Linked DNA regions of Homo sapiens: region 2 is linked to region 1. A link is an interaction called in ENCODE POLR2A ChIA-PET data of the cell type or tissue named here. Cell type or tissue: PC-9. All regions are shown on one strand. Each heading gives the region's core, and the rest is flanking DNA. Links, peaks and the distances in the headings are about the cores only. Region 1 overlaps NRF1 (nuclear respiratory factor 1). Region 2 holds the start of ZC3HC1 (zinc finger C3HC-type containing 1).

Region 1 (12,466 bases), core at 2,123-10,122:
AGTCTTGAATATAGTATTTTTGAAGCTGCTTTTTTTCTGGGCTGGAAGCTCTTGTTCCAGAACAGCCTCATCACCCTAAGGCTCACCCACCTTAATCACGCAGTCCCTAGAAGGGACACAAGTTAAATCTTAGTAAGCAGGTTTCATTCATGGTAGTAGAAAACATTCCAGCACCTGCTGACTGCTGGCCACTCAAAGATGGAGACTTAATTCCTCCCTTAAGGAATCTACGGTCTCCTTGGGGACAAGACATACGAGCAGTGAGGATGAATGAGGCCGCTGTCTCCAAGGAGCCTGTACAGGGAGCAGAGGAGGAGCATCGGAGAAGAGGACCCAAGATGGGGAGGAGAGAGGCTGGGGAGGAGCCCCCTCCAGGCAGAAGGCATGGAGGTGTGTGCTTGGAGAACCTCAGTCAAGTAGTTCATCTGGCTGGCGTGTGAAGTGAGTGGGGATTAGTGGATCACCAGGCTTAACTGAACAACAGTGGCCGACGTGAAGAGTTTAAATACCTGCAAAGGGGTTTGGACTTTATATCCCGTGGGCCACTAGAAACCACTGAAGAACTGTGAAGGAGAACAGCAAGATCAGGTCAGATGTTCAGAAGATCATTCTGATGATGGCAGTATCAGCCAATAGATAGATTTTTGCATTAGAACCTTGCTTCATTTATTCTGGGGAAAATCTTCCGTGATACTATGAAAACTATTTTAACAATTGGGCATGGGCCCACATCATAGGAAACCCAAACACATCACAGCCAGGGTGAAAGAAATTTAACTTTGACAATTCTTTTAGTTTCTATTCACACCAGCCCTAACCCAGATGGTTGCTCACAGTTAGTTAGAAAAGATCTCCCTGCACACTGTAGTCACTGTATTTGTACAGCAAGGGACTTGTTCCCCAAGCCTGGAGCTTTTGGAACTGAATGGAGCCCAGAGGCAAGAGCAGTGAAATGAGGCTGACCTTTGCTTCTGGTTTTGCTTGCTACTTGCCAGTATGTGGGTTCCCTGGAGGAACACACAGGTGTCTTGGCTTTGCCACTGGGCATTTTGGGTGATTTCGTTAACTTTGCCTGTTTTGACCAGAAGAGAGCCTGATCGTGATAGGAGGAGGCGGGGGACTGACGGGGTTATACAATCTTCACATATATATACACTCAGTCCCATGCCTTGAGTCTAGAGGCTGGGGAGAGGGCCCAGCTGCACGTTGGTTGAGGCCAGCAGTACATGGCCCTTGAGGCTATGCTGATAGCAACTTGTGGCACACTTTGTACTTCATACTGTGAGGAACATGAAATAAGCCAGAGCCAGGCCTGATCTTGAAAGAACCCTCTGTCAAGTGGGAAGGCCTGTTGCAGACATGCATCAACTGGCCCAGCTGGCTTATCCATGGCTGTCCCTGGGCCTCCTGTGAATCCAGAGGAGGCTGCTCCAGCATTGATAAGGCTGGGATGGGGCAGGTTCCACAAGGAGGGAAAGCTCACCCCAGTGTAAAAGGAAGGAGTGGGGGATAAGTCTATCTCATGAATAACCTGAGCAAAGGCCCAAAAGAGTGTGGCTGATAGATTGGGGGAACTGAGAGTAGTCTGGGGGTGGGGGGCACCTAGAGGACAGGGCACCTGTGAGAGAGTGAGGGAGATGAGACTGGAAAGATGGACCAGGGCAAACCACGAAAGGCCTTGAAGACCATGCTAAATCATTTGAACTTTGTTACAAGCTTTGGAAACCTTTTAAAAACCATGGAATTTAAATGTTTGAGATGAGGGGAGTAACATTATGGAAAGATATTTTGGCTGGGTGTGGTAGCTCATGCCTGTAATCCTAGCACTTTGGAAAGCCGAGGCAGGAGGATCACTTGAGCTCAGGAGTTCAAGACCAACCTGGGCAACATAGTGAGACCTCGTCACTATTTAAAAAAATAAAAAATAAATAATAATAAAGAAAGATAATTTGAGTGACTGGGAAGGGGTGAACTGAAAGAGAGATTAATTAAAGACAGTTAAGAGCAATTTGCAAAGGTTTAGTTGAAAGAAATTGAAGCCCACAGTTTTGTAGGCCAAGGCCTGGCCCTTCTGCGTGCTTCCCCCATGCCCACGTGCACTTGGAGGCTGGCCTCTCTCCTCCTCCTTTCAGGCCTGCATTGCAAGTGTGGGGGCGACTGGCCACGTCTTCCATTTCGGTGAGGGCACACCAGAGGAGCCAGGGTTTCTAGTGATGCGTCACCATAACAGCAAGTCTCATTTCATGAAGTCTCACTGCATCATCAAATGCTTACCCCTTATCCCTAAACTGGCAAAACTTACTCTTAGAAAAAAGTTACATACAATTTAACATTGGAAAAGAAAATCTTATATTTGATTTTTTTTGCATTAGAAAATATTTTGACAACCCTTTTTAAAATAATTTTTATCTTCATCAAAGTAGCCTATGGTTTAAATGTCAAAAAGAACTAAAAGGGGCCTCTCTGGGTCAGTTTCTCAATACAGTGGGTGAACCTCAGAGGCCCAGTCAGCAAAGGTCTTTGGGTCTGGATGTTGGGGTTGGTCTAATCAATTAAATTCAAACTTTCCACTCATTCTCATTTTTAGCCTCATCCCTCTTTCTGCCGTAGCTAGGCCTCTATGTGCTGAGCCCTGTGTGAGCATAGGAGTTGCCCCTTCCACTTCTCTGTTCAATCAGAACCATTTCACATTTGCTTTGCATCTTCCCAAAAAATGTTGACATCCCTCGGTTATATCCTTTTTTCCTCATTCACTGTAATTCTAGTTTCAGAAGGAAGAGAGATTGATGTATATGTTAGTTACTGCCTTACTGGGAATCCTTTTTTTTAATGTATTATCAGCTTTCCCTTTTTAGGCAGGACTACCTTTATGGAGGTTATGTGCTTCTTCCTTTAAGCCATCCTTTCTACTCTGAAATAATAGTGATATTAGGGAGTAGCTGGGGTCTTTTTTTTTTAAGTTGACCCCAAAATGTGTTTTTACATTTTACTGGTGTGTGAAATCTAGAAATCAGGAAACAAGTGACCTAGGCTTTAAAAATAAATAAATAAATAAAATAAGCTTGACTATGAAGGAAGGCACATAGACGGAGCAGTGGCCAGAAGACAGGATAGGAGAGGGACAAGATTTTTCTTTTCAAGCTGAGAGAGACTTAAGCATAGGCAGAAAGAGGGTTGAAGAAGGCAGTGTAGCCAAATATCAAAGAAAAATAATGGTGGCCTGTTCTGAGAGGGAGAAGACAGGCCGGGGACATTCACACCTGACGGGCCTGTGCTTCCTAGATGCGGAGGCAGGCAGGGCCCTCTCACGGCAAGCTGGGAAGGCCCTACCCTAAGGCATGTTTCCACAATTTCTCTAAACTTTTCTTTTCTGATAGTCTGTTTTAAAAAAATCAAAATGGTCAGGGTTGGTGGTTCACGCCTGTAATCCCAGCTATTCAGGAGGCCAAGGTGGGAGGATCACTTGAGGCCACGAGTTCAAGACCAGCCTGGGCAACACAGCAAGACTCCATCTCAAAAAAAAAAAAAATTATATTAGCCAGGCATGGTGGCACACGCCTGTGGTTCCAGCTACTCAGGAGACCGAGGTGAGAGGATCACTTGAATCCAGGAGTTCGAGGTTGCAGTGAGCTGTGGTCACGCCACTGCACTCCAGCCTAGGCTACAGAGCCAGACCCTGTCTCTTAAAAAAAAAAAAAAAAAAAGTTAAAATGGAAAAAAGTTGATTTCCTAGAAGTAGAGAGTAGAATAATAGTTACCAGAGTCTGGGGAAGGGTTGGGGAGGGGGGCAGGAGAGGTTGGCCAGCAGGTGCAAAGGAAGAATAAGTTCTGGTGTTCAGTTACACAGTAGGGTGACTGTAGCGAATAACAATGTAGTCTGTGTTTCAAGATAGCTAGATTTTGAATGTTGTCACCACAATGAATGATAAATCTTTAAAGAGATTAATATGGTAATTTTCTTGATTTGATCATTCTACAGTGTATACATGCATTGAAACATCACATTGTACCCCATAAACATGAACAGTTACTATATATCAATTATAAATCTTAAAAATTAATGAAAAAAATTTTAATGGGGTGGGAAAGAGATGTCTTTGTGCCTGGGCCATGGGTATGTGATCACCTGAGGCTGGTGACCACGATACCTCAAAGGCAAGACTTGGGTGCCCCCGTCCAGCCAGCATCTGGGAACTTGAGCCTGAGCCCCACCAACGGTCTTCTCTTTGTCTCTCCAGGCCTGGTCCAGATCCCTGTGAGCATGTACCAGACTGTGGTGACCAGCCTCGCCCAGGGCAACGGACCAGTGCAGGTGGCCATGGCCCCTGTGACCACCAGGATATCAGACAGCGCAGTCACCATGGACGGCCAAGCTGTGGAGGTGGTGACATTGGAACAGTGACATACAGCCATATTATGGCATCGTTTTCTAGTCTACTTCAAAATTTTTTACACGTTTGCAGAGGTGCAATCAAATGGAATTAAGTCTCTCGACTTTGGAAGGAAAGTTTTGTTAACCTTTTTTTTTTTAAAAGGAAGAAAGCGGATTTTGGAATTGCATTTTTTAAAGCACCACTCTTGATTTTCTGGGATTGGTGAAGAAACTGCATTGTCAATTTCACTGTCCCAAAAAAGCCAAATTGTGGCAGGACTTCTTTCTGCGGAAATGTGTGTGTATACTTATGTGTGTGTATGTGTGAGTGTGAATATATGTATATGTGTACATATGGACATACACATTTACATATATATAAAGTATATATATACATATATATATATATATATGTATGAAACCCGCATGGAATTATCTGTATGAAATCAAGGTGCGCTGTGGAAACAATAATTCACCCAGTTTAGTGGGTGGTAGGGTACGTGGCCAGACACAGTCACCCAGTTTTTGTTCATACCAGGGTCATGCGTTGAGCTACTGACAAACTCAGGCGGAGGTGACCATGCCCTTCACCAAAGCTGCCTCCCAGTGGCCACACAGAACTCTCCCTGCTGGACTCACCTGAGGAAAGAGGCTCCAGCATGGGGTGGGTCAGAGATGTGCTTGCAAGGTCCAGGGACTGCGTGGTCTGCCAGCTGAGATGCTCCTCGGGCTGGCCCAGGTGCTGACCTTGCCACAGGCAGATGAATGTCTTGAAAGCTCCCGGGCCTCAGCCTCCCATCTCCTCTCCTTCCCAGGAATCCTTGATCTCATGACTATTAAAATGTTGCTCTGGTTTTAAGGTCAGTCCTGAATTGCTCGTATATATGAACTGAAGGTAACCGAAGTATTAGGGGTTTGAGGAGTGCGTGCGTGTAAGTGTGCTTGTGTGTGTGCGTGCATGGTGGGGGAGAGGATGGGAAGGGGGCGGGGGCAGTGGAAGGGAAAGGAAGGAAAGAAAAATCGTCCTAGACCAGGATACACCCGTGGGAGCAATTTTCTCTACTGTCTGTAGCTTCACAGAGGAGGCGCTGGAATGAACAAGAAGAGACATCTGGTCTGTGGCCACAGCACCCTGAACGCCCCTGATCTTGTGTGATCTTGGAAGCTAAGCTTGGTTGGGCCCGGTCAGTACGCGGAAGGGAAGAAGGGACACCTGGCCATAGAAAACAGCTGAGGGTGTTTGCTGTGTTCCTGGATCAGGCCCTGCTTCAGAAGGGACTCCTGGAGGCCCATGTTCCTTGATGCAACCTCGTGGCCCAGGCCGGGAGCAGCTTGCCTCCTCAGAGGTGTTGACTATCTGGGTGTTCTTGGTAACCGTTAACTCTGTCTTTCTCAGCTGCAAGCCCTGAGTCTCCAGTAGCTGAATTCACCTGACTTTTCAACAGGCCAAATCTCTGAACCTTGAGTACAGGGACAGCTCCTCCTCCCTCCTCCCAGCTCTCCCCATGTGTGTGATGGTGTATTTAATGTGTTTTTTTAATGCGACATTAAAAGATTCTCCACGTCTTGCTCAACCTTTGAGAGAAGTTTCAGATTCTTGTATTTGCTTGTTTTATATAAAACTATCTAATGTTCTTTATATGTTCTTTTCTGTACGTAATGGGGGGAGGGGAGGGAAATTTACATATAAATAGTCCTAGTTCTACAATTTGTTATTTTTTTAATTATTATTTTTTATCGTCATTGTGAAGTTGTCCAGGGACTTTAAAGTCCATGTTCCTTTGTGGTGAAATAACCTCCAAATAGTTTGAGAAGTTGCCAAGACGAAGAAAAAAGCAAAACCCCAGTAGCAGAGCATGGATTCTGTGTTGTTTCCCATTCTGTCTTTGACTGCCTCATTCAATAAATAGTTAAAAATGTGGCAACAGGAAGTGGAATTGTTCATCTCTATAGGAGCTCTTGGCTTCTTAGGCAAAAGGAACTCTATCTTGGGGCAGCTCGTTCTGCGTTTAAAATGCAGTCCTACTCGAGATCAGCGGTCTCCGACCTGTGCCACTCCGACGCTGGGGACCTCCGTAAAGAAGACACTGAAGATTGCCCAGAGCCCCCTGCGAGCCCCATCACCAGACCTGCTCCATTTCATACATTTCATATATAACGTGTTTTCTTATACTGACGTTCTGGGGAAAAAATCGTATTTAAAAAATCCTAGGCCGGGCACAGTGGCTCCCGCCTGTAATCCCAGCACTTTGGGAGGCCAAGGTGAGTGGATCACTTGAGGTCAGGAGTTCCAGACCAGCCTGGCCAACATGGTGAAACCTTGTCTCTACTAAAAATAGAAAAATTAGCTGGGCATGGTGGCGGGCGCCTGTAATCCCAGCTATTCAGGAGGCTGAGGCAGGAGAATCGCTTGAACCCAGGAGGCGGAAGTTGCAGTGAGCTGAGATCACACCACTGCACTCCAACCTGGGCAACAGAGCGAGACTCCATCTCAAAAAAAAAATAAAAATAAAAAATGAGGGTGAGTGATGGTGCCTCTCCATCTTGGGAATTACTATTAAAGTGAATTGTCTTTCTTTCTCCAAGCAGAAGCCTCAAGCCATGACTTGTTCCCCTGCATCCTCACTCCCTGGTTTCTCACACAGCTTACTCTCTTAACATGGCATATGCCATCGCTCCAGCTGTTCCTCCTGCCCCATCCTTAGGCCCTTCATAGACCCCAGTAGCCTGCACCTCCATGCTTCTGCATGCCCTGGCCTCAGCCTGGAATGACCTGCTGTCACCCCCACCACCCTTTCTTTATATTGTTGGGTGTCTTGGCCACTTTCCTGGTGACCATGATTAGAATGCTTGCTTGGATGGGAAGGCCAAGAAGCCTTTTCCTTGATGCCTGATGGTGGTTCAGTGAAGCCAAGTGCCTACCTTTCCCCCTTCTTGCACAAATGGCATACCCTCGCCTATTTTTCACCAGAGACTGGACTAGAAAAAGGATTGAGTGCAGCCAAATCAACCACACATCCGTGCTATTGACTACCATGAAATAGCTGGGTTGTTTAGAATACCTGCTGACCAAGGGTCTCTCCAGAGGCGTCTTCTAGCTGCTGTTTGCCTGGCAAGCCTCAGATGCTGCCTTTGCCACAGGCATGTATTGACAACTGGTTTTGGTGGGGCCGATGGAGACCTCTTCCATTCCTGCCTAAGTCACCAACAGGAGCTGCTAACTCCGCTGTCTATAGAGACCAGGGAGGTCAAATCAATGAAGGAAGCTGAGGCAATTCCCATGTGAGAGGAGGGAGTGATGGGGACAGGCACAGTGGACAGCATCCATCTAAACGGGGCAGCCTGTCCTAGGTGCTGATTGTCACCATGCAGGAAGATGGACCCTAATGCCCCAACTTCAAAATTGTCCAGAGAATCTGGGGAATCCAGATTTTTGTACGAGATGTGATCGCAACAAATAAAAAATTTACATACTCTGCAAGCAAAATAAAACCCATCTGTAGACCAGACCTGACCTGACGGTCAGTTGCACTTAACTACGTGAATGCTTGTCATGTGCCAGGTGAATGAAGCATGGTAGTTGCCTGTGAGAAACAAGGAGTGAGGAGGAGACCTTTACATAAACCAACCGCTGCAGTCCAAGGTGATGAGGCACCATCTGGACAGAGCACTAGTGCAGAATGAGCTGTTTACCGCATTTGAGCCCTCAAAGGTCCTCTGTTACGTAGTTTATCATCTAGGCTCCACACAAGGATCTGGTGCTCACAGAAACCAGGAGACTGGTCTAAAAGTTACTGGCTTTAAGTCTTGCATCTGAGAAGGCCCACTGGTGATACAGGTGACTACTGGCATTCTCCAAACTTGAACAAATTAGCTGAGGAGAACCAGAAGGGCAGAGCAGAGGAGGGGTTCCTTGCCCTGGGCCTCACTCACGCCCAAGGAACGCTCTCTCCCCCTCTCAGTAATGCCTCCGAAGCTTGAGCTCTGGGCATGGCAGAGTCGTACCGGGCTCCTGGTGTTTCCTTTTGGTGTCAGCACCAAAACTCATCAGGGAGGAAACTGGAGCTTAATTATTTGGAGCAGAAGCTACGTGGGGTGAGGGAGTAGAGTCCGTGTTTTCCCTCTCACTCCACCTCAGCAGGCTGGTGGCACCTTGGTCATCACAACTGGGGCTTCAGATGCCCCATCCCTGCACTCCCACCCGGCCTCTGCTGTTTACTCCAGGAGGCAGCTCTTGGAGGTCACCCAGGATGCTGGCGGCAGCATGGAGGAAGGGGTACAATAGAGAGGGGAGGCAGGGCTCCGGGACTGGGCTCCGACTGAAATCACTGAAGAGCGTGGGTTTCCTCTTAGTCCCCAAGCCCCTCTGAATATGAGTTTCTCCATCCTGAAAACCACTGGGCTGCTACCAAACATTTGTTGAGTATTGGAGGCCTGGAATATATAGTGAGGAAAGGAGGAAGAAGGGATAACAGTCATCTGCAGAGGGGAACCAAGGTGCCCTGAGAACCTAGAGCCTCCTTAGGAGGCAGGAATAGGCCTGGGTCCTGAGCCCTCTCCAGGGCTCAAGCTTTGCTAGCTTGCTTACGAGAACTATGGTTTGTCTACACAGAGTGTATGGTAGCAATGATAACAGTGAACACTTAGCCCTTACAATATGCCTTGTACTGTATTAAAAGATTTACCTATATATTAATTTATTTAACCTTTACAAAATACTATCATCCCCGTTTTATAGATGAGCAAACTGAAATACAGAGAGGTTAAGTTAAACAACTGAGCCAAGTTCACACTGCTGGTAAGAGGCAGAGCTAAGGTACAAACCTGGGCGGGCAGGCTGGCTGGTCCCAGAATCTGTGCCTAGAAAAACATGACTTGAGCCTCATCACTCTGTCACCCAGGCTGGAGTGCAGTGGTGTGATCTCGGCTCACTGCAACCTCCACCTCCCGAGTTCAAGCAATTCTCCTGCCTCAGCCTCCCTAGTAGCTGGGATTACAGGTGCCCACCACACCCAGCTAATTTTTTTGTATTTTTAGTAGAGATGGGCTTTCACCCTGTTGGCCAAGCTGGTCTTGAACTGACCTCAAGTGATCCACCTGCCTCAGCCTCTCTTAAGTGCTGGGATTACAGGTGTGAGCCACTGCGCCAGGCCCCGATGATACACTTTTCTTGTGGCCTGGAATGGATGAAAGTGGAGGGTATAAGAGCATTCAGTTGGGGCCCGGCGCAGTGGCTCACGCCTGTAATCCCAGCACTTTGGGAGGCCAAGGCGGGCGGATCACGAGGTCAGGAGATCGAGACCATCCCGGCTAACACGGTGAAACCCCATCTCTGCTAAAAACACAAAAAATTAGCCGGGCGTGGTGGCGGGAGCCTGTAGTCCCAGCTACTCAGGAGGCTGAGGCAGGAGAATGGCGTGAACCTGGGAGGTGGAGCTTGCAGTGAGCTGAGATCGTGCCACTGCACTCCTGCCTGGGTGACAGAGTGAGACTCCCATCTCAAAAAAAAAAAAAAAAGCATTCAGTTATTTTTTAAGTAGCTTAATTAATTTTTGGGAGGTTCTCCCCAAATTTTATGTACTTGGCAAATAAAATTTTTAGTGAAATTTAAGTTTACTGGGTCTCAACTGAAACTTCTGAATTTATCTACCCTTTAAGAAGCTTAATACACTTTAGGAGGCCAAGGCAGGTGTATTGCTTGAACCCAGAAGTTTGAGATCAGCCTGGGCAACATGGTGAAACCCCATCTCTACAAAAAATATAAAAATCAGCCTGGTGTGGTGGTCCATGCCTATAGTCCCAGCTACTCAGGAGGCTGAGGTGGGAGGTTCGCTGGGGCCCAAGAGGTTGAGACTGCCATGATCATGCCACTGCACTCCAGCCTGGGTGACAGGGCAAGACTCTATCCAAAAAATAATAAGTTACAGCTATCAATTACTAAATGGCTACTAGCATTTTACTGTGTAAAACACCTTACACCCTTATTTCTAATCCTCTTCACAATCCGGTAAGAAGAGACTCCATTTTATGGGGGTGGAAACTGAGACTTGGCATCTTCCCCAAGAACTAAAAACTGGAGGGCTGAAATAAGGCCTGATGTGTCTGTCTGTTACAGCTCTGCTCTCTATGCCAACCATTCAGAGGACAAAACTGCACATCAGGATTATAAAGTAACCTCCACTGTGTCCTGAGCTTGATAGACCTGGAATAGCCTCCCGTGGCTGGACCTTTTTACCGCTCCCCACCCCCCCCACACACACGCGTGCCCTTACATGCAGCAGGGCCTCAATACATCTCATAGGATGAGTGAACCTAGTTTTCCAGTGGTAGTTTAATCAGAAAATTCAGAGAACCCAAAACACCTATTCCCACACATTTTCATTACTCAAAAAAGTCTGGCCAGCATGGTGGCTCACACCTGTTATCCCACGACTTTGGGAGACCAGGACAGGAGGATAGCTTTAGGGCCAGGAGTTCGAGACCAGCCTGGGTGACAGAGCAACACCAGTCTCTACAAAAAAAAAAAAAAATATATATATATATATATATATATATATATTTCTGCAAAAATCCAATGTTAAATAATTTTATGTAAAAATAACATTGATTGTATTCTTAAGAAAAATCTGGCTATGTGATATCCTGGCAGGGGTGACGGATAGTGAAATGTTGATGCTGAACACATTCTTGGTCACTAACAGTTGCACTGTGTTGGTCTTTAAAAACCTCAGGGCCCAATGAGACTAGGAGAACTCAAAAACCCCTGGGTGATCAGGAAACGAAGCCAAAGCTTGGCCCTCTCATAGTGGACTTTAATCTGCGAGGGAAGTTAGCCACCACTCCTCATTTGGGCTATGAAAGTTGAAGCCCCGGGTCACATGGCTGGCTCATCCCCCAAATCACTCTGCTCCCTTTCCTACTCAGCTCCTCCTGCCCGGGTTACCATCCAGATTCTCAAAATCTGAAATTTTTAATTTAGAAGTTAGGTATTTCCTTTACCAGAGCTATTTTTATAGAAAGCAAGAGCAACGTTTACACCAAATAAATTAATGTGTAATTCTGGAATTTACCAAAATGGTTGCAGAAAACAACCATGAAGATAGACCTTTTTTTTTTTTTTTTTTTTTTAAATACAGTAATGTTTTTTAAGTTAGCCGAAGTTCGGGGTAACTCATCACATAATAGGATTCTCTAACCTGGGCCTCTGGGTACTCATCTGTCCAAAACAGCGGTCAAACGACAAGGACGATGAAGACTTCGTGGGCCCTGCTGAGGTCCTTGGGAGCAGGGCATTCGTGCGGGGCTGTGGGGCACGGCCGAGCTGAGGGTCCCTGGCCCAGGGGCCTCCCGTCCATGCCGACGCCCACTCCTCCCGTAGGACCCAGCCAGTGCGGGCCCTGTCTTCTAGCCCAGCCTGAACGCCACGATGCAGGGAAGCGCCTGAGGCCTGCCGGGGCTCAACACCTGCCCGACTGTGAGCGCGGAAGCCCGCAGATGGCCTGGGCGAAGGCGGCCCGGGTGCGGGAGACGCGACGCGGGGTCACTCAGAGCCCGAGCGCATCCCGAACCCAGAGCCGCCGTCGGGGGCGCACCCGATTGGCCGGCTGAGACCACGTGTCCACCTGCGGCCCAATCAGCGATGGCAGGACATCCGGAAGGCCTGGTCCAGACCGCAGGGTATGGGCCGCTCTCGGGGGAAGCGAGCTGGGAAAAGCAACCCCCGAGTGCCAGTGGCCGCCTTTATGTGCCAGGGTGCTGCAGCCGGGGAATGATGGCGCGGGCATCCCCGGCTTCCCCACGGGCCATACTGCCTATCTGGGTCTGTGGAGGCCTGCCTTAGTAAATTAGGGGTCATTTGGGTAGCTGTGTGCCGTCTCCGCCTCCCACCATCCCCAGTAGCCTCAAGAATTTTTTCAAATCGTTTTATTGAGATAATTTATATACCATTAAGTTCATCCGTTTAAAGCGTACCATTGAACGATCTTTAGTATATTTACAAAGTTGGGCAACCATCACCATAATCTAACTTTGAAATATTTTCATGATCCCAAAAAGCAGGGGTTTTTTACACATTTCCCTACAAAATAACTTGAA
Region 2 (12,466 bases), core at 2,105-10,104, 290 kb after region 1:
TTCTGTCCTTGCACACAGGGAATAAAGTAGTGAAAAGCAGAAGACGTGGTGTGGTACCACATTTCTTCCGCCTTCAGTCTCTGCTCCTTTCACAGAGCTACCCATCAGTACCATGTTGGCCATGTTGGAGTAGAGTATCCTCAGCTTCACAACCTCTATGGTCTATAGGAGACAAAATGACAGCCCAGAGAAGAATTTGCCATTTTCAGTGGAAAACAAGTGGCAATTACTAATTATGATGACTTGTACTTTGGATCTCATTTGCTGCACTTTCCTTTATAAGACATCAACTGGGCCAGGTGCAGTGGCTCACGCCTGTAATCCCAGCACTTTGGGAGGCTGAGGTGGGTGGATCACCTGATTTCAGGAGTTTGAGACCAGCCTGGCCAACATGGTGAAACTAAAAATACAAAAACTAGCCAGGAATGGTGGTGGGAGCCTGTAATCCCAGGTACTTGGGAGGCTGAGGCAGGAGAATCGCTTGAACCCGGGAGGCAGAGGTTGCAGTAAGCCAAGATCACACCAGTGCACTCCAGCCTGGGTGGCAGAGTAAGACTCCATCTCAAAAAAAAAAAAAAAAAAAAAAGACATCAACGGCTTAAGATGGATGTTTGAGCTCACAATCTCTTTGATACTATGCAGCCATAAAAGGAACGAGATCATGTCCTTTGCAGGGATGTGGATGAAGCTGGAAGCCACTATCCTCAGCAAACTAACACAGGAACAGAAAACCAAACACATGTTCTCACTTATAAGTGGGAGCTGAATGATGAGAACACATGGACACATGAGGGGAACGACATACACTGGGGCCTGTTGGAGGTGGGAGTTGGGGGAGGGAAAGCATCAGGAGGAATAGCTAACAGATGCTGGGCTTAATACCTAGGCAATGGATTGATCTGTGCAGTAAACCACCATGGCACACGTTTACCTATGTAACAAACCCGCACATCCTACACATGTACCCCGGAACTGAAGATAAAAGTTGAAGAAAAAAAGGCCAGGCATGGTGGCTCATGCCTGTAATCTTGGCACTTTGGGAGGCCAAGGCAGGAGGATTGCCTGAGCTCAAAAGTTTGAGACCAGCCTGGGCAACACAGTGAAACCCCATCTCTACTAAAATACAAAAAATTAGCCAGGCATGGTGGCGGGCGCCTGTAATCTCAGCTACTTGGGAGGCTGAGGCAGGAGAATTGCTTAAACCCAGGAGGTGGAGGTTACAGTGAGCCAAGATGGCACCACTGTACTCCAGCCTAGATGACAGAATGAGACTCCATCTCAAAAAAAAAAAAAAGTTGAAGGGAAAAAAGGAAACAAAACAATGGATCAAATTCTTGAAGTCAGGCATATAGCACACTAGGTATGTTTCTAAATAAACTTATGACATAACGTTTAATGTCTCTTCGTGAAACATGCAATGTGATAGCTGGTATGTGCTTACTTTTTCATTTGGGTAATATTCCAGTATAAGTTTTTTTTTGAGACGGAGTCTTCTCTGCCACCCAGGCTGCAGTGCAGTGGCATGGTCTCGGCTCACTGCAACCTCTGCCTCCCAGGTTCAAGCAATTTCTCCTGCCTCAGCCTCCTGAGTAGCTGGGATTACAGGCGCATGCCACCACACCCAGCTAACTGTGCATTCTTTTTTTTCTTTTTGAGATGGAGTCTCATTCCTGTCGCCCAGGCTGGAGTGCAGTGGCATGATCTCGGCTCACTGCAACCTCCGCCTCCCAGGTTCAAGCAATCCTCCTGCCTCAGCCTCCCGAGTCACTGGGACTACAAGCATGTGCCACCATGCCTGGTTAATTTTTGTATTTTTAGTAGAGACAGGGTTTCACCATGTTGGCCAGGCTGGTCTCAAACTCTTGACCTCGTAATCCACTTGCCTCAGCAAACCAAAGTGCTTGGATTACAGGTGTAAGCCACCACGCCCGGCCTAATTTTGTATTTTTAGTAGCGTCAGGGTTTCACCATATTGGCCAGGTTGCTCTCAAACTCCTGACCTCAGGTGATCCGCCCACCTTGGCCTCCTAAAGTGCTAGGATTACAGGCGTAAGCCACCATGCCTAGCCAGTATTAGTTTCTTGATCAAAAAAAGGTGTGTGATTTGGCTTATTTTATGGTCTTAAATTCTGAGATTTTGTTAATTTTTGATTCCTAGGTCAAGACCTTGTTAATAGTTTATAAGACAGAAATTCGGGGCCAGGTTTGGCGGCTCAGGCCTGTACTCCCAACCCTCTGGGAGGCTGTGGCAGCATAATTGCTTGAGGCCAGGAGTTCGAGACCTGCCTGGGCAACATAGCAAGACTTTGTCTACACACACACACACACACACACACACACACACACACACACGGGTAGGGGTGCAAACTTGGCAGGAAAAAAAAGCAGCTGGAGCTACTAAAGACTTCTCTCAAAGCAAGGTGATGTGAACAGCTTTTAAGGTGGCTCCAATGATCCCTGCCTTCTTATATTCATGCCCTTGTGTTATCTGCTCCTCTTGAGTATGGGCTGGCCTAGTGACTTGCTTCTAATGCATAAAATATGACAAAAATGATGAGATGTCACTTTTGAGATTAGATTACAAAATGAGGCTGGCTTGTATCTTGTTCTCTCCTTTGCTCACTCTGATGGAAGTCAGCTGCCAAGTTGTGAACTTTCCTTTAGAGAAGCCCACATAGCAAGGAACCAAGTGGGGAGGGACATCTCTGGCCAATGGCCAGTATAGAACTGAAGCCCTCTGTCCAACAGACACAAGTAAATGAATCCTGCCAACAGTATGCCAATGACTGAGTTTGGAAGTGGACCCTTTCCTAGTTGTTTTTTTTTTTTTTTTTTTTTTTTGACACGGAGTCTTGCTCTGCTGCCAAGGCTGGAATGCAGTGGCGCGATCTCGACTCACTGCAAACTCTGCCTCCTAGGTTCAAGCTATTCTCCTGCCTCAGACTCCTGAGTAGCTGGGATTACAAGTGAGCACCACCACACCTGGCTAATTTTGTTTTGTTTTGTTTTATTTTATTTTATTTTTCTTTTGAGACAATTTTCCTAGTTGAGCCTTGAAATGACAGTGCCCTGACCAACCTTAATTGCAGTCTGTGAGAGACCCTGAGCCAGAGGACTCAGCTAAGCCATGCCTGGATTCCTGATCCACAGAAATTATGAAATAAAAACTGTTTGTTGTTTTAAGATCACTAAGTTTTGGGGCAATTTGCTATGCAGCAATAGGTAGCTAATACACAAAGGAAAATCTAGAAAGAGACATTATAGTAGTGTAGTCTCTAATAATCTAAAAAACATTAGATTATAATCCTGGATCTGCCATTTGCTAACAGGTTCATCTTGGGCAAGTCATATAACCTGCCCCAAACTGTTTCCTCTTCTGTAAAACAAGTATAATAATAATGCTTATTTTCATAGGTTTAAGGTCAAGATCGAATGTGATAATATATACAAAAACATACTATATACAAGTATTAGTTATTATTTCTTCTTTTCTCAGGCTCTTAGTTTTTTCTTCTGTAAAAAGAAAAGGTTAGATAACCTCAACTGTCCCTCTGAGTGATAACATATTAGGATGCTGACTTTCCTATATAATTTCTTACCAAGGTTTTATTCTTAAGTTTAAAGCATCACAGTAAGTGGTGTAATACCTTGGAGGAATTCTAGAAGCAGGCAGAAAGTGCAATTCACATGAACTAAAAAAGGATATAGAAAATGTTTCCACTCTGCTAAAGAAGGCTTCTTTGCTTGTAGATTCCAATGAAGGTTGTTCCGCTTGGGGTGATCCATTAACTGACTGGGATGTGGCAGACGTGTCCTTCCTAATATAAAGTGGCAAAACTGTTGGTAAACCTTTCACAGTACCCTCTGCTTAAATGTTATCTAGCTTCTCTACACATCGTATCATAAATCACACCAACGCTGGATTTTAAGCTTCCTAAAAATCATTTTACTCATGTCATTCCTCAGCTTATTATTTTCAATGGTTTTATAATACTTACTAAATAAAATCCAAATTTTTCAGTCTGGCATTCAAAACTCTTTACAGTTTACCCATATCTAAACTTCAATTTCTACCTCTACAGGGCTCCACTAATCCTAGCAAACTATTCTCCTCACTCACTCACTGTTCTCCACAAGTATTTGGCATAACTTTAGTAGACAGAAAATAAGACTCAAGACTTCAAGTATGCATTATACAATTTGAATCTCTTCAGAAATTCGACTTTTTTTTTTTTTGAGATGGAGTCTCGCTCTGTTGCCCAGGCTGGAGTGCAACGGTGCGATCTCGGCTCACTGCAACCTCCACCTCCCAGGTTCAAGCAATTCTCCTGCCTCGGCCTCCCCAGTAGCTGGGATTACAGGCGCGTACCACCAGGCGTGGGCCCGGCTAATTTTTTGTATCTTTAGGACAGACGGGGTTTCACCATGTTGGTCAGGCTGGTCTGTAACTCCTGACTTTGTGATTGGCCCACCTCAGCCTCCCAAAGTGCTGGGATTACAGGCGTGAGCCACAGCGCCTGGCAGAAATTCGACTCTTAACAGCAGAAAAAACAATTTTGATATTTCTACCTGGAGGGACCTTTCATACCCACTCCTTCCAAAAAAAAAAGAACCAATTAGAAAATTCGAATCAAAGATCTTCGGGAGATTTCATGAAAAAAAAATCAGGGAGAAAAAAACTCAGCAAAGCAATTCTCTCATTTTCAGTGGAAGGCATTTCAACAGTGCCTGGGGAATTGCTGAAAGACAAGCATTTATTTATTTATTTAGAGACGGAGTCTCACTCTGTCACTCAGGCTGGAGTGCAGTGACGCGATCTCGGCTCACTGCAACCTCCGCCTCCCAGGTTCAACCAATTCTCCTGCCTCAGCCTCCCGAGTAGCTGGGACTACAGGCGCGGGCCACCACGCCCGGCTAATTTTTTGTATTTTTAGTAGAGATGGGGTTTCACCGTGTTAGCCAGGATGGTCTTGATCTCCTGACCTCGTGATCTGCCCGCTTCAGCCTCCTCAAAGTGCTGGGATTATAGGCGTGAGCCACCGCGCCCGGCGACAGGCATTATTTTAATAAAAATAGGATTACATCAACGATTATAGCTCAAAAGAAATAAACTTACTCTAAGACTCTCAGAGATTCATAGAGAGCCTCAAGCGGGTGTGGTTCTAGGCCAAAAAAAATTCACAGCATCCATAAACTTGGATGGGTAAAAATGACATTTATTTCTCTCTAAATGACAAGATTTAGCATTTTCTTCAATTATGAATGAAGGTAAAAACACCATAGTAGTATTAGCAGTACCTGCTAATTTGTCACCAATGGAAATAATGTTCCCACATTATGGTGGTTGCATGTCTTCAAATACCTTTGTGCTCATCACTACTTCAAAATTATGGTTGACAACACATACTACTAGATATTATGGACTCTTTAATAAAAAGCATTGTTACTGCGTAACTTTTTCCTTTTACCATCTTGATAACTACATTCCAATCTAACTGGTTTCCTTTATAATCCTATGTAATTTACTTTAAGCATTTAAAAATATTCTGAGAGTTAATAAGCTTCTCCAGAGAGCCAAAGGGGTCCACGGCACAAAAAAAGGTTAAGAATCCCCAATTAAGAGAAGTCAAGTGAACTCATTCAGTTAACGGTCCTCTTTACTTCCAAAAATAATGTCCGATGACAAAATTTCGGCTGCGGTTGGGAATCTGGTACACCCCGAGGGGAAGATCAAAGCCGATCAAACATAGTAACCAGAGTTTCTTTCAGATTCTAAGAAGCCATCCCCACTGCCCGAGTCGCCGACCGAGGGGAACCTCCCCCAACCCGCCACCCCTTCCCCAAGCCTTCTTCAATCTTCCAACGCCGGACCCAGGGTTAACTCGTGAACTCACGCGTCCACGCCTCCCTCTTCCGGGGCAATCCCCTCATCTATCAGCTGCCGGATTTTCTGGGGGGTCCCTTCTGGGGAGCGAACTACTGCACCCCAATTCTTTTCAACCCCTACGGCAAACGCTTGTCCCTCACAGGGCGCCGCCATCTTGGTCCGCTGCCGAGTTGCTTCCCCGAGAGTTTGAAGGCTCCGGAACTTCCGTCCTGGGAGGTTAATATCCGCCTCTTGAGGCAGCCTGGCTGGGAAAGTCTAACCGCGGGGCCCACGCCTTTTCTCATCATTTTAGAACCTTAGAGCGAGCTTAAGGAGGGCTGTACTGTTTAGGACAATCTTGATTAATCGTTTCCTTTATCAACTAGCATATTTAGGTTGATAAGAGATTTTTAGAACGCTGTCAGTCCAAATTCAGCAGGGATGAGGGGCTCAACTTAATTTTCAAGTAATATTAACTAATACGGCCGGGCGCCGTGGCTCATGCCTGTAATCCCAGCGGTTTGGGAGGCCGAGGTGGGCGGATCGCCTGAGGTCAGGAGTTCGAGACCAGCCTGGCCAACATGGTGAAACCCCATCTCTACCAAAAATACAAAAATTAGCTGGACTTGCTGGCGGGCGCCTGTAATCCCAGCTACTAGGGAGGCTGAGGTAGGAGAATCGCTTGAACCCGGGAGGCGGAGGTTGCAGTGAGCCGAGATTGCGCCACTGCACTCCAGCCTGGGCGACAAGAGCAAAACTCCGACTCAAAAAAAATAAAAATAAAAATAAATTAACTCATACGACCCTCCTAAGTTGCACCTTTCTACAAGCGAGGAAATGGTGACCCTCATTGGAGAGCAAATAATTTAGAATCCTTGTTGGAAACCGTGTTATGGATGGATTTAGAAGTCTGTGGCATTTGACACTATTGATACTCCTTCCTTAGTCCAACAAATATTTATTGAAAACGTCCTATTTATTTTTTTTGAGATGGAGTTTCGCTCTTGTTGCTCAGGCTGCAGTGCAATGGCGCGATCTCGGCTCACTGCAACCTCTGCCTCCCGGGTTCAAGCGATTCTCCTACGTCAGCCTTCCGAGCAGCTGGGATTACAGGCATTCGCCAACACGCCCAGCAATTTTTTTTTTTTTTTTTTGTATTTTTAGTAGGGACGGGATTTCACCATGTTGGTCAGGCTAGCCTTGAACTCCTGACCTCAGGTGATCCGCCCGCCTCGGCCTCCCAAAGTGTTGGGATTACAGGCATGAGCCACCGCGCCCGGCCGAAAGCATCCTATTGATAGTCTCTAGGCACTAGCAATGACAGTCGTGAGCAAAGAAGCTGTAGATCTTGGTGGAGTTAGATGTCAAATTTTCCTATAGTTTTAAAATTATGATTACAAGTGCTCCAAGGATGTACCAAGGTTATAATAGGAGAATCTAATTTAGTTTGCACATTCTCCTGAGAAAAATCAGGTACTGGAGCTGAGACGGATGAGATTGAAGGGAAGAAATCTGTACAGAATCTTCCAACACCCCAGGTTGGAAGACTGATGTGACTAAACAATGGGCAAAGAGGAAAGTGGGATCACCTCCTACCCTTCCAGCACCCTACCTGTGGGCTCCTAACTCTATCAGTGTTCCCAGCAGCAGGACCTGCAACCTATTGATCCAATTACCTTTCTGCTCTTCCTAACTCCACCACCACCCTTGTTTCTTCTTTTCTTAGCCAGCTTAAATTCATTACTAATTGTTATCATCATCCCTTTGCAAAATTTGAACATGGGTTGAGACTTAGTTAATATGAAGGAAACATTGTTGATTTCACTATATGTAATAATGGCATTGTAGTTATGGTTCTTAAAAGCCCTTCTTTATTAGAAATGCATCTTGAAGTGTTTATAGGTGAATTGATATGATGTTTGGAATTTGCTTTGAAGTTATCCAGGAAAACATGTGGAGGAATAGATGAAAAAATATTGCAAAATTTTAAACTGTCGGACTTGGATGATAGAATTGTGGGATTCATTATATTATTCTTTCTGCTATTAAGTATGTTTGACAATATCATAATAAAAAGCAAAATAAATAAGCTAAAAAATACATGTTCTTGAATACCCTTTGAATTTCCTTGAACCTCTCTTGCTTAATAGTACTTACTTGACAAAACCTCAATCACAGTTGAAGTAAGTTCTCTATTATTGCTTCTGTACCCATACAACTAAATATGGCTAAAGAGAAATGACAAACTTGTCTCTTTATATTCTTGACTTCAAGTGGGACCTTAATTCTGCCCAGTAATTATACTACCTTTATCTAGTCCACTTCTCATCCCACTTTTCATAGATGACTTATTTTTATTTTTTATTTTTTTAAATTTATTTTTTATTTTTATTTTGATTTTTTTGCAGACGGAGTCTCCCTCTGCTGCCTGCTGGAGTGCAGTGGCACAATCTCGGCTCATTGCAACCTCTGCCTCCTGGGTTCAAGCGATTCTCCTTCCTCAGCCTCCTGAGTAGCTAGGATTACAGGCACCTGCCACCATGCTTGGCTAATTTGTCATATTTTTAGTAGAGACGGGGTTTTACCATGTTGGCCAGGCTGGTCTTGAATTCCTGACCTCAGGTGATCCGCCCACCTTGGCCTCCCAAAGTGCTGGGATTACAGGCGTGAGCCACCATGCCTGGCCACCTGGCTAATTTTTATATTTTTAGTAGAGACAGGGTTTCACCACATTCACCAGGCTGGTCTCGAACTCCTGACCTCAAGTGATCTGCCCACCTCGTCCTCCCAAAGTGTTAGGATTACAGGTGTGAGCCACTGCACCCACCTTCATAGATGACTATTATATACCTCTCTCCTCAAACACCTTCAATACTTCCACTTATCCATCCTCCCTTTCTGCTAATGACACACTCCTAGGAAAATACTGACTGTACAGTTAGCCATGGTAACAACCAGCAATCAGAGCCAGTTTTAAGTTCAATTGACCCATGATTACTCATCACAGTGAATGTGTTTTTGTAAACCCAATGAATGACAACTTCTTGATTCAGCCAATCACAAAGACTCACTTCAATAAGCACTCCTCTGAGTGCCAGCCACTCAACAATAGTTTCACCCAAGTTATCACTTCTACAAATGATGCTAACACACACCTTTGAAAGTTTGCCAATCTCTGAACTCCCCACTTTCTCAAAGTCTGATAGATTAGTAGTCTGGTCTGCTTGAAGACTGTGCCTCACCTGCATGGCTCTTACTGTTTATAGTAAGCAAGAAATTTGGCTTTGTGGTTTTTTTTTTTTTTTTTTTTTGAGACGGAGCCTTCCTCTGTCGCCCAGGCTGGAGTGCAGTGGCGCATCTCGGCTCACTGTAAGCTCCGCCTCCCGGGTTCACCCCATTCTGTGGCCTCAGCCTCCTGAGTAGCTGGGACTACAGGCACCCGCCACCACGCATGGCTAATTTTTTGTATTTTTTTAGTAGAGACGGGGTTTCACTGTGTTAGCCAGGATGGTCTCAATCTCCTGACCTCGTGATTTGCCTGCCTCAGCCTCCCAAAGTGTTGGGATTACAGGCATGAGCCACTGTGCCCGGCCGGCTTTGTGTTTTTATTTCGCATGATGAATGGTGTTCTCATCATCCTCTAACCGTACTTTACCTTCCCTCCTGTTACTATTGATCAGTGGTTCTCAAATGAGTGTGATATTGCCTGCCACAGGACACTTGGCAATGTCAGGAGACATTTTTGGTTGGAGTGGTGATAGAGGCCAGGAATGTTGCTAAGCATTTTACAACATCCAGAACAGCCTCGCCACAACAAAAAATTATCTCACCCAATATGTGCACAGGTTGAGAAGCCCTGCTGTAATCTATGTGCCTATCTAAGGCCAAACTTACACATTGGATCTAATTCCCCTTGCCTACTCAAGAACATTGTCCACCAATTCTCCCCTCCACTGCACATTTCCATTAGCAGCAAGATATTACTTCTCCCATCTTAAAAACATGCAAAACAGGCCAGGTGCACTGGCTTATGCCTGTAATTCCAGCACTTTGGGAGGCCAAGGGGGGCAGATCACCTGAGGTCAGGAGTTCAAGACCAGCCTGGCCAAAATGGCGAAACCCTGTCTCTACTAAAAATATAAAAATTAGCTGGGCGTGGTGGCATGCACCTGTAGTCCCACCTACTTGGGAGGCTGAGGCATGAGAATCGCTTGAATCCAGGAGGTGGAGGTTGCGGTGAGACGAGGTGGTGCCGCTGAACTCCACACTCCAGCCTGGGCAACAGAGCAAGACTCTATTTCAGAAAACAAGAAAACACCTTCTCTGCTTTTATTTACGGCAAAGGTCCTTCAAAAATTATCTATCCTAGCGCTGGGTGCAGTGGCTCACCTCTTTAATCCCAGCACTTTGGGAGGCTGAGGTGGGTGGATCACTTGAGGTCAGAAATTCGAGACCAGCCTGGCCAACATGATGAAACCCTGTCTCTATTAAAAATACAAAAAAAAAAAAAATTAGCTGAGTGTGGTGGCACGCACCTGTAATCCCAGCTGCTTTGGAGGCTGAGGCAGGTGAATCACTTGAACCTGGGAGGTGGGGTTGCAGTGAGCTAAGATTGTGCCACTGCACTCCAGCCTGGGCCACAGCATGAGACTCCGTCTCAAAAAAAAAAAAAAAAGAGGCCTTTGGCCAGGCATGGTGGCTCACGCCTGTAATCCCAGCATTTTGGGAGGCCGAGACGGGTGGATCATTTGAGGTCAGGAGTTCAAGACCAGCCTGGCCAACATGGTGAAACCCTGTCTCTACCAAAAATTACAAAAATTAGCCGGGTATGGTGGCAGGCGCCTATAATCCCAGCTACTCGGGAGGCTGAGGCAGGAGAATTGCTTGAATCCAAAAGGCGGAGGTTGCAGTGGGCTGAGATTGCACCATTGCACTCCAGACTGGGCGACAAGAGTGAAGCTCCATCTAAAAATGACAGAGAGAAAGAGAGAGAGAGAGAGAGAAGAAGGAAGGAAGAAAGAGGGGCTTTTATACTTTTTATTCATTGCTGTGTCCCCAGTCTTTACAATACCTCATGGACATAGTAGACTCTCAATAAATAATTGTTCAATTAATGTACACAAATTTCCAAAGAATTTGGACTTTATCCTAAAAGCCAACGGCAGCCATTGAAAGACTTTAAGTGGCACGGTGACATGAACAATTGTGCATTTTGGGAAAAGTCACTATAAAGACTGTGAAAAATGGATTGGAGCCAAAAGAGGATATGGAGTGACTGTTAGGAAGTTGCTGATAAAGCCTTGGCAGAACAGAGGCAATGGTGGGTAAGGCTGGGGTGAAGACAGCTGGAAGCGAGCAGATACAAGATGTAGTTTGGAATTAGAAACAACAGGACTTGGTGATGGCTTGTACATGACAGGTGAGGAGTAGTTTTTTTCTGTTTGTTTGTTTTTGTTTGTTTGTTTTTTTGAGGCGGAGTCTCGCTCCGTCACCCAGGCTGGAATGCAGTGGCGCGATCTCGGCTCACTGCAAGCTCCGCCTCCCGGGTTCACGCCATTCTCCTGCCTCAGCCTCCCAAGTAGCTGGGACTACAGGTGCCCGCCACCACGCCCGGCTAATTTTTTTGTGTTTTTAGTAGAGACGGGGTTTCACCATGTTAGCCAGGATGGTCTCAATCTCCTGACCTCGTGATCCGCCTGCCTCAGCCTCCCAAAGTGCTGGGATTACAGGCGTGAGGCACTGCGCCTGGCCAGGAGTAGGTTTTAAGGGGAACTCCAGGCCTGAACAACTGATTGATAGATATATCAGTCAGCCCTCCATATTCATGGGTCCTGCATCCATGGATTCAACCAACTATGGACAGATGTTTCTTTTTCTTTTTCTTTTTTCTTTTTTTTTTTTTTTGAGACAGTGTCTCACTCTGTCCCCCAGGCTGGAGTGCAGTGGCGTGATCAGAGCTCACTGCAGCCTCATATCCCTGGGCTCAAGCAATCCTCCTGCCTCAGCCTCCTGAGTAGCTGGGACCACAGGCTTATGCCACCACTCCCAACTAATTTTTAAAAATAAGTTTTGGTAGAAATGTTGCCCAGGCTGGTCTCAAACTCGTGGGCTCAAGCAATCCTCCTGCTTCAGCCTCCCAAAGTTCTTGGATTACGGGCATGAGCCACCTTATCTGGCCTAGAAAAAAAAAAATATATATATATATTTTATAAATATATATATAAATATATATAAATATAAATATATATTATAAATATATATTATAAATATATATATTTATATATTTATAATATATTTATATATAAATATATATAATATTATATTTATATATATATAATTATATATAATATATATTTATATATATTATATATAATATTATATAATTATATATAATATTATATATTAATATATAATTATATATAATATTTATTATATATAATTATATATAATATATAAATATATTAATATATAATTTATAATATATAAATATATTAATATATAATTTATAATATATAAATATATTAATATATAATTTATAATATATAAATATATTAATATATAATTTATAATATATAAATATATTAATATATAATTTATAAT

Evidence for each region. ChIA-PET counts read pairs that join two places held together with the same protein. Peaks named below come from ENCODE experiments on the same cell type or tissue, not always from the same donor. Only the 100,000 strongest peaks of a DNase experiment are listed, where the experiment ranks them.
Region 2: POLR2A ChIA-PET joins it to region 1 with 13 read pairs; 4 of 35 experiments call an interaction of 5 or more read pairs at or near these places.

What each region holds. Positions count from the first base shown.
Region 1 is chr7:129,750,780-129,763,245 of GRCh38, forward strand. It overlaps NRF1 (nuclear respiratory factor 1), which reads left to right. Exons shown (of 11, transcript NM_005011.5): 11 at 4,239-6,297. The coding sequence ends at 4,402. LOC105375501 (a long non-coding RNA gene) reads right to left here. Exons shown (of 3, transcript XR_927963.4): 3 at 12,203-12,466. It also overlaps the pseudogene RNA5SP244. Among named protein-coding and RNA genes, the nearest start is that of MIR182, 13 kb to the right of the region's middle. In PC-9, for the core only: no CTCF peak of the experiment used is centred there; no DNase peak of the experiment used is centred there.
Region 2 is chr7:130,045,327-130,057,792 of GRCh38, forward strand. ZC3HC1 (zinc finger C3HC-type containing 1) reads right to left here and starts at 6,048. Exons shown (of 10, transcript NM_016478.5): 1 at 5,895-6,048; 2 at 3,707-3,818. The coding sequence starts at 6,040. RefSeq lists enhancers at 5,382-6,174, 5,802-6,111, 6,172-6,361. In PC-9, for the core only: CTCF peaks have their summits at 6,032 and 6,250; a DNase peak (open chromatin) is centred at 6,085; H3K4me3 peaks cover 1,758 bases; H3K27ac peaks cover 1,155 bases.